Regions from separate parts of the Homo sapiens genome. Here region 1 is linked to region 2. A link is an interaction called in ENCODE POLR2A ChIA-PET data of the cell type or tissue named here. Cell type or tissue: MCF 10A. All regions are shown on one strand. Links, peaks and the distances in the headings refer to the core of each region. The heading gives the core; the rest is flanking DNA.

Evidence for each region. ChIA-PET counts read pairs that join two places held together with the same protein. Peaks named below come from ENCODE experiments on the same cell type or tissue, not always from the same donor. Only the 100,000 strongest peaks of a DNase experiment are listed, where the experiment ranks them.
Region 1: POLR2A ChIA-PET joins it to region 2 with 5 read pairs; 2 of 35 experiments call an interaction of 5 or more read pairs at or near these places.

What each region holds. Positions count from the first base shown.
Region 1 is chr13:105,108,424-105,112,832 of GRCh38, reverse strand. No RefSeq gene overlaps it. Among named protein-coding and RNA genes, the nearest start is that of DAOA, 360 kb to the left of the region's middle. In MCF 10A, for the core only: no CTCF peak of the experiment used is centred there; no DNase peak of the experiment used is centred there.
Region 2 is chr13:106,505,723-106,510,131 of GRCh38, reverse strand. All of the region lies in intron 2 of EFNB2 (ephrin B2), which reads left to right. Among named protein-coding and RNA genes, the nearest start is that of EFNB2, 28 kb to the left of the region's middle. In MCF 10A, for the core only: no CTCF peak of the experiment used is centred there; a DNase peak (open chromatin) is centred at 2,021.

The DNA of each region.
Region 1 (4,409 bases), core at 128-4,127, 1.4 Mb after region 2:
TCAGTGGTTGTGCTGAAATCACAAAAGGGCAGGGCAGCACCAGACAGTTTGTTGATATCAGCAGTGGAGTCTTTCAAAAGGGCTGGTTTCAGTTTAGCCCTTAGGGACGAATGTCTAATGGTGATTAGTGAGGGCGGAGGGTATAACCAGGTGTATCTGATCCCCGCAAACTGTCATGGCTGATAATTCAGTTTTCAAGGTTTCTCTGAAGTCCCTTTGGACAAGTGGGGGGGGGGCGGAGGGGTCTGTTCAGTTGATTGTGGTGCTTAGGATTTTATTTTTATTTCTCAATTTAATTTTTGTGAAACTTGTAAGATCTAGGTCTAGGGTATTTTATTTTCTTCTTTTTACACACAGTCATCCAATTGCTGTAGTACCGTTTATTAAAAATGTTATATATTTTTCTGTTGAATACCCTTTGTACTTTTGTCAAATACCAGCTGATTACATTTGTTTGGGTCTTTTATTAGGATTTCAATTCAGTTTTACTTATCTGTTTGTCTGTTCTTTTGCCAATATCAGATTGTCTTGATTCTGTAGCTTTATAGTAAGTCCTGAAGTCAGGTAGTATAAACCCTTCAAATTTGTTCTTCTCTTTCGCTGTCATGATGGGTATTTTTTTTTTTTAATGGAGTTTTGCTTTTGTTGTCCAGGCTGGAGTGCAATGGCACGATCTCGACTTACTGCAACCTCTGCCTCCTGGGTTCAAGTGATTCTCCTGCTTCAGTCTCCTAAGTAGCTGGGATTATAGGCATGCGCCACCACGCCCGCCTAATTTTGTATTTTTGGTAGAGACGGGGTTTCTCCGTGTTGGTCAGGCTGGTCTCAAACTCCTGACCTCAGGTGATCCCCCTGCCTCGGCCTCCCAAAGTTCTGCGATTACAGGCATGAGCCACTGCGCCCAGCCTCATGATGGGTATTTTAGGTCTTCTATTTCTCCATATAAACATTAGAATCAGTTTGATGATATCCACAGAGTATAATGCTAAAATTTTTTATGGGAATTGTAATGTATCTATAGATAAATTATAAAAGAATTGGCATCTTAATATCGAATCATTCCAAGTAACACAGAGGTTAAAGAAGAAATTTCCAGAGAAATGTTTTTTCAAATTTTTTCTTTACACAAAAATTAAAATATCACCTACAAAAATGTGAGAAGCAGAAAAATCAGTGCTTAAGAGAAAAGCATAACAGGGAATGCATATATTTGTAAAACAAAAGATCAATAATCTATGTTTCTTTATTGGACAACTTGAAAAGGAAGAACAAGTTAAATCAAAAGTAGGCAGAGAAAAAGGTATAATAAAGATTATGACAGAAATCAATAAAATGTAAAAGAGAAACAATATAGAAAATCAACAAAACTAAAAATTGGATCTTCAACAATATCAATGAAGTTGAAAAGTCTCAAGGCAGGCTAAGAAAAAAAGAGAGGACACAAATTTCTGGTGTAAGAAATAAAAGAGGAGATATCACTACAGATCCCATAGATATTAAAAGGACAATAAAGTAATATTATGAACAAACCTATGTCCACTAATTTGACAAATTAGATGAAATAGGCCAATTCATTAAAAGACATAATTTTCCAAATCTCACAAAAGTAAAAATAGACAGTGAAAAAGCCTATATATATTAAAGAAATTGAATCAGTATTAATAACCTTTTAAAACAAAAGAATCTAAGCTGAGATGGGTTTGCTAATTATTTCTACCAAACAACATGCACCAATTTTCTGCAATCACTTTCAGAAGATAGAAGTGGAAAGAATCCTTTGTAACTATTTATATGATGTAAGCATTATCCTAACACCAAAACCAGACAAAGTACCAAAACTGTAAAATAATTTCTCATGAATATTCATGCAAAAGTCCCAAGAAAATAGTAGCAAATCAAATCAAGCAATATTTGAAAATAATTATGTACTACAACCAGTGGAATTTATCCTAAGTTTGCAAGGGTGGTTCAACATTAAAAAATCAATTAATATAATCCATCATATCAACAGGAATTGAAGACAATCATATGATCATATAAATAGATGTAGAAAAACTATTTGACAAAATCTAACACCCTTTCATTATAAAAACCATAAGTAAACTGGGAATAGAGGAGAACTTCCTCAACTTTATAAAGAATGTCTATACTAATTTACAGCTATCATCATACTCAACAGTGGGAAACCCAAAACTTTCCCACCAAGATCAGAAACATGGCAAAGATATTCCCTCTCACCACTGCCTCGGTGTTTGTTTTGAGAAGAGTCTCACTATGTTTCTTAGGCTGATCTTTAAACTTCTGGGCTCAAGCTATCCTCCCATGGAGAAGCCCCCAGCAGAGGAGCTGGGATAACAGGTGTGCACTACCACATCCAGTACAACAAATCACTACTGCTTTACAAAACTGTACTCAAAGCCTAAATAATGCAATAAGACAATAAAAGAAAAATTAAAAATTGTACATATTTTTAAGAAAAAAGAAACTTTCTTTGTTCACAGAAGACATTTCTATATAGAAAATCTGAAATAGTTGACAAAAATATTAATACAATTAAGAAGTGATTGTAGTAAGGTTGTAGGATATGTGGTTAACATATGAAAGTCAACTGCCTTTCTAAATAGGAGGGCTTTAAGCTGTTTGTGCCCCCGACAAAATGTATATAATTATATCCTTACCCCTAAAGTGATGGTGTTAGGAGCTAGGGCTTTGGGAAGTTGATCTTGTCATGAAGGTAGGGCCATCGTGATGGAGGAACAACAGCTAGACACAGACTCTACACCCTTCACAAAAACTAATGCAAAATGTGTTGTATACTGAAATGCAAAACTATAAAACGACTAGAATATGACATGTCAGAAAACATAGATGACATTGGGCTTGACAACTGCTTTTTAAATACAACACCAAAGGCAAAATGACTGAAAGAAAAAAAATGATAGCTAAACTTAATTAAAAATAAAGTTTTATTCTCTGAGAAAGATACTATCAAAAGAATAAACAGGCAAGCCACAGAATGGGAGAAAATATTTGAGAAAGATATGTCTAGTAAAGGAGCTATCCAAAACATACAAAAATCTGTCAAAATTCAATAAGAAAACACAAAACCCAATTTAAAAATTGCTGAAAACTCTTATCAAAGAAGACAGGCCGATGGCAAATGAACGTATGCAAAGATCCTCCCCAATATATGTTATCAGGGAAGTGTAAATTAAAACAACAATGAGATACAACTGCACGCTCATTAGAATGGCCAAAATCCAGAGCACTGACAATGCCAAATGCTGGAGAGAATATAGAGCAACAGAAACTTTCGTTCATTTTTGGTGGGAATGCAAAATGGTAGAGTGAATTTGGAAGGCAATTTGGCAGTTTCTTACTAAACTAAACATATTCTTAGCATAGGATCCAGCCATTGTGCTCCTTGTTAGTTAGCTAAAAGAGCTGAAAACTGGGTACACACAAAAGCCTATATTCAATTTCTTATAGCAGCTGTATTCATAATTGCCAAATCTTGGAAGTAACTAACATATCTTTCAGTATGTAAATGGATAAGTATACTGTGGTAGATCCAGACAATGAAATATCACTTAATGGTTAAAGAAATGAGCTGCCCTGTGATGAAAAGATGTGGAGAAAACTTAAATACATATTATTAAGTGATAGAAGCCAATCTGAAAGTCTACATACTGTATTATTTCAACTTCATTACATTCTCTAATAGGCAAAACAATGGAGGCAGTATAAAAATTAGTAATTATAAGGGGTTAGTAGAGAGCACTAATGGGGTGAATATGTGGAGCACAGAGGATTTTTAGGGCAGTGAAACTACTCTGTATAATACTATAATGGTGAACACCTGCCATTATGCATCTGTCAAGACAGAATATAAAACACCAAGAGTAGTTCTAATGGAAACTGTGGACCTTTGGTGAAAATGATGGGTTGGTGTAGGTTTATTAATTATAACAAATGTACCACTTTGGTGGAGGATGTTGATTGTGGAGAAGGCTATTCATGTGCAGGGGTGGTAGGTATCTGGGAAATCTCTGTATCTTCTGTTTAATTTTGTTGTGAACCTAAGACTGCTCTAAAAATTATACTACCCCGGTTTGAGAACATGTAACATCTCTCCTTTTATTTATAACTTTTTTGATTATTTTATCAGTGTTTCTGCATATAGATAGTATTTTCTTTCTTAGATTTATCCCTAAGTGTTTCCATTTTCAGCACTATTATAAAAGGTATTGTGTTTTTAATGTTAAATATCTATTTTTCATTTCTGGTATATAGGAAGGCAATTAATTTTTGCATATCAATCTTGTATGTGGTGACCCTATTATAATTACTTATTAGTTCTAAGTGTGCTTTTTATTTTATTTTATTTTATTTTATTTTATTTTATTTTA
Region 2 (4,409 bases), core at 290-4,289:
CTTAGAGTTACGATTTACCATGCAAAAGCATATGGTAGCCTGGGATAAATGAATCTTTCTTAATACAGAATTGAGGGTCTCAAGTTTGAAACTACGAGAGGCTATTTGAATGTTGCTTTGGGGGACTGTCATAAGGGCTGGGTGGAGGACTCAGGGCTAAGAAGTTTGCCAGGAAGTCCAGTTGAGACTTTCAGCAGAGTTGAAAGACTTCCACGATGGCGTAGGCAGAGGAAGGCGTTTCAGATACTTGGGAAAATATAGAAGCCAATTTCTCACCCACCCTACAGCAAAGCTCATTGATCTACAAGTTTCCCTAGAAAGGAAATGGGAAATGCAGAGAACAAATGTTAAAATAGTTTTAGAAATTAATATTGACTTTGTATTGCTTCTGCATAAGTTCCAAGACACCAAAACAATGAATGGATTTTAAAAAGTCACTACTTTGCATATCAGACAAATGCACACACACACACACACACACACACACACACACACACACACACAGTCAAGCTCTGTACTGGCTTTTTTGAGAAGGAAAGTGTTTGAAGTTAGTAATTTTTATATCAGTACATTTATAAATAGTGCTAGGTAGCATGACGGAAAGTATTAAAATTTACATGTATATTTTTAACACTTCAAATCGTTGGTTCACTTTGAGACAGTAAATAATATTAGCATTTGAGTTCAGCTTTAATAAATTCTACATGGGTTTAACCCCAAATCTGAGTGTCTAGTTGGTAAGCGCCTTCAGAACGAGCAGTGTTATAATAAATATGTTATTGTGTGCTGGTTTCTTTCCATGGAGAGGAAAAAGAGACCTGATGCTTTGGAGGAGTGCTTGACTTTTCCCCAGTGAGGAGTAGTCCAGAGGGACTGACTTGCATTGGGGAGTACCCTACATGAACAGCATTTCAGAAGAATTAAACCAGGAACCTAGAGTCCTACTTGCTAGTCCTGCTTCCTAAGCTTAATGAGAAAGTCAATTTTATTTCTTTGAACTTTAATTTATTTCCCTAAAAAACGCTTTTAGTATTGTCATTGTTCTGGCTAATGATGGCGGTCTCCTCCAGTTTCAAGCCACCTTAGGGCTGGGCATACAAATGCAATATAGGATCACTTGTTAGTGTGGTTTCAAATGGACATGATCCTCTGTAAATTCTTTAAAAACATTTAATTTGATTTGTGGTGTTACCTGCTTTAAAATATAGTCATCACACTTGTGAGTTTCAGACGTGAATATGAATTTTTAATTTGAACTGTATTTTTAAACACACTAAGTATTAACTAAGTCCCCTTAGGAGATATGTGGCAAACTGATATGCATCCTCATTCATTCTTCTCATAGATGGTTATTTGTTTTTTAACTTGTGGCAAAATTATATATGAATGGTCACCGACTTAAAATAGTTCCACTTAAATTTTTCAACTTTCTGATGGGTTTATTGGAGTATTAAATGTATTTTCAATTTAATGATATTTTCAGCTTACCTTGTGCTTATCAAGTATCAAGACATAGCCCCACCTAAGTCATGGAGCATCTGTATATGGGTTTTTATTCTTGTTTAGAATTGACTTTTTCAAGTGACCTATTTCAGTAATTAGCCCTGGGCCTGATTTGCATAATGAGATCTCCTAATCTTCAAGTAATGCAAAGATGGAGATATTATGGCCATGTGGTCTGAAGAGACCTTTTCTTTATTATGTTCAGATCTTTAATTGCCTTAAAAATAGAGTAGCTAATTTACCTAACCTCTAGTTATTTTATTATTGTCTTTAAAGTTTTTTTTAATGTTCATGAAATAACTGTTCTGAAATTGCCTATTTTCAAGGGAAGCTGTGTCTTAGACTTACTAAATGCTCCAGTTGATACTGGGAAAGCCTTCTTGTGTTCGTAGCCTTTATCCGTAGAGTTTTCTTTGCAGCATTTTCTGTGCCTGGTTTAGTTTCTTTTCAGAGGCGACACCCAGAGCTGAATGAGTCAGCAGGTTTGGTGTGTCGACCCTTTGCAACAGCTGTCCTTACGAAGGTTCTGTGGGCTGGTTATTCTACCTTCGCATAAAACCTTGCAAAATAACCCACAAAGAGGTTTTCGTCACACTACCAAAATCATGTGAGTCAGAGATGGATGAAAAATGAATGCCATTGTGTTCATACTTTTCCAGTGAACAGTAGCTACAGCAGAGCTGTTAGACAAAGAAAACCGTATTAATGAAGCGCCTCCCAATTTAGCTTCATATGGCTTTTGCATTATTTTGCTGCAAATCCATAGCTAAGACACATCTTGTGGCATAGTCCGTAAGTCATCTTTCCGAAGGACTGTTTGATTAAAGGTTGTTCTGTGAGATCCACCCTGTGTTGTTCATGGCATCCTCTTGGAGGCCTCCCTCACTCTCCATGCCTTGGCAAAGTCTTCCTTAAGGAACACTGAACAAGTCTGGAGAAGCTGCCATTTCTTAGGGCCCTCATTGGTTCAGTTGTCTATAGCTTTTTATTTTTTATTTTTTTTTTAATAAAGAGTATGTAAAATTGGAAAGCTTCACAAACAGCTTTGCTATTTTTTAGACATGTACTCCACTTCTAAGCAAAATCACAAAATAAAGTAAAATGCTTCCACAAATATAATGAAACAATATTCTTAAAGAATCAAAGCAGAAGAACTTCAGAGTCTGTTGCTTATGTTAAGCATATATTTGTTTTCTTCTCTGCTTTTGATTTACTTATTTCTGGGGTGTAGGTTTGGCAAGTAGTACTGAAACGTACTGAATGCACTGTTCTTTAGCAAGATAGTTACAGGAGCTTTCAAATGTCCTCTTAACATATAGATTTCTTTTAGAATATAGAATAATGTGTGGGCTGTATAAAGCGATTATGTGCTTTATTTGATGAATTATTTATGTACGATAAATGTAGCAAAAGCCACATTTCCATCATTAAATGTAATCCCATTTGGTGATACAGCAACATCAGCCTGTCATTTGGGTCCTCTGATTGAGGGGTGAGGATTTCTGTTTGATACCTTGTGCATAATGGCTGCGTTCAAGCATTTAAACTCATTTTTATTTCTAACCTACAGCTGTCATCTTTGTAATAGGATATTCATCAGAATCTTGCCAGAGACTGTGCATTTGGGATCTTGGGGGATACAGCACCACCACCACCCTCCCCCTGTCCAAGAGAAACAGATCAACATCTTAGGTTGAGAGTCTGGGGTCTGGAAGACCCGAGTTCCTGAGTGCCCTTTGACAAGTAACTTAACCCCTGTCTGCCTCAGTCTCTTCATCTGTAAAGTGGGGATAATGACAGCACCTGCTTCACAGGGTTGATGGGAATCCAGATGTGGTGGGATATAGAAAATGCTTATTACTTCCACCTTTGACACCAAATACATATAACTAAGAGTTAACTTTGGAGCAGGGGAGGAAGTGTGAGGCTCCAGGCTGGAGGCAGACCTGTGTTCGGCTGCAAGCTGGAGAGGATGGACCCCAAAAGCTTGGCTGATTTGAAGTCCATCCATAAAATGGAACTCCAGAGAGTTTACACGTTTCAGTAATGCTGCATAACTTAATTATAAGATCTTCTCTCTTTGTCTTCTTTCAGTGTTATAAAAGCTCTTTTGTCCTTGAGCTTCCTTTACCAAGAAACATGCATTTATGTATCTTTTTGTTCATGGAATTGCCCAAGCTTGTTAGCAGATCCTTTGTAAGACCCAAAAGAGACAGACAGGGGAGGAGTCTTCAGATACATATAATCATTTTTCCCAATTTCCATGTTACCAGCCTTGCCAGGACTTTTTCTCAGTTCCCTGTTACACAATGAAAATAGTGTCTCTTTATTGATAATTTTAGTAGCATCCTAATGTGGTATAAATCGTCTTCCAGAGAAGAAAATGTGTCAGGGTTGCGTTATCACTGAGGCTAGCTGGGAAAGTAGATCAGCCCATTAGTCTGATAATTCGAAGCGTTGTTTCTGTTATTTCTGAACATCATGTGAACTCCTTTTCTGGGTGTATTAAAGGTTTTCCCAGTGTGTGTCAGTGAGACTCCTGATTGAATTTAATATGAATAAAGATAAATTCTTTACATTTAAGGATTAAAGTCTCAGCTTCTGCTTAACTTGAGATTGCACTGAGAAACTCCTGGCTCTCGGGTATAGCGGAGTCACGACCTGGGGATGTCTGTCCCATATGGCTCTGTGTGTAAGAAGAAAAAGCTGCTGTGGACGGAGACTCTGTTCACATTAAATGACATCACCTAAGCCATCATGACAGCAAGAATTATTTAGGAATTGCTCAGAATAAAACTGCCTTCATTATTTCATAAAATGTATCTTGGTATCTTTAGCACCTTATTTATGGCTTTTTAAAGGTTCACTGGGATTTATAAATAATTGGACAATGCTAGAGACCTAGT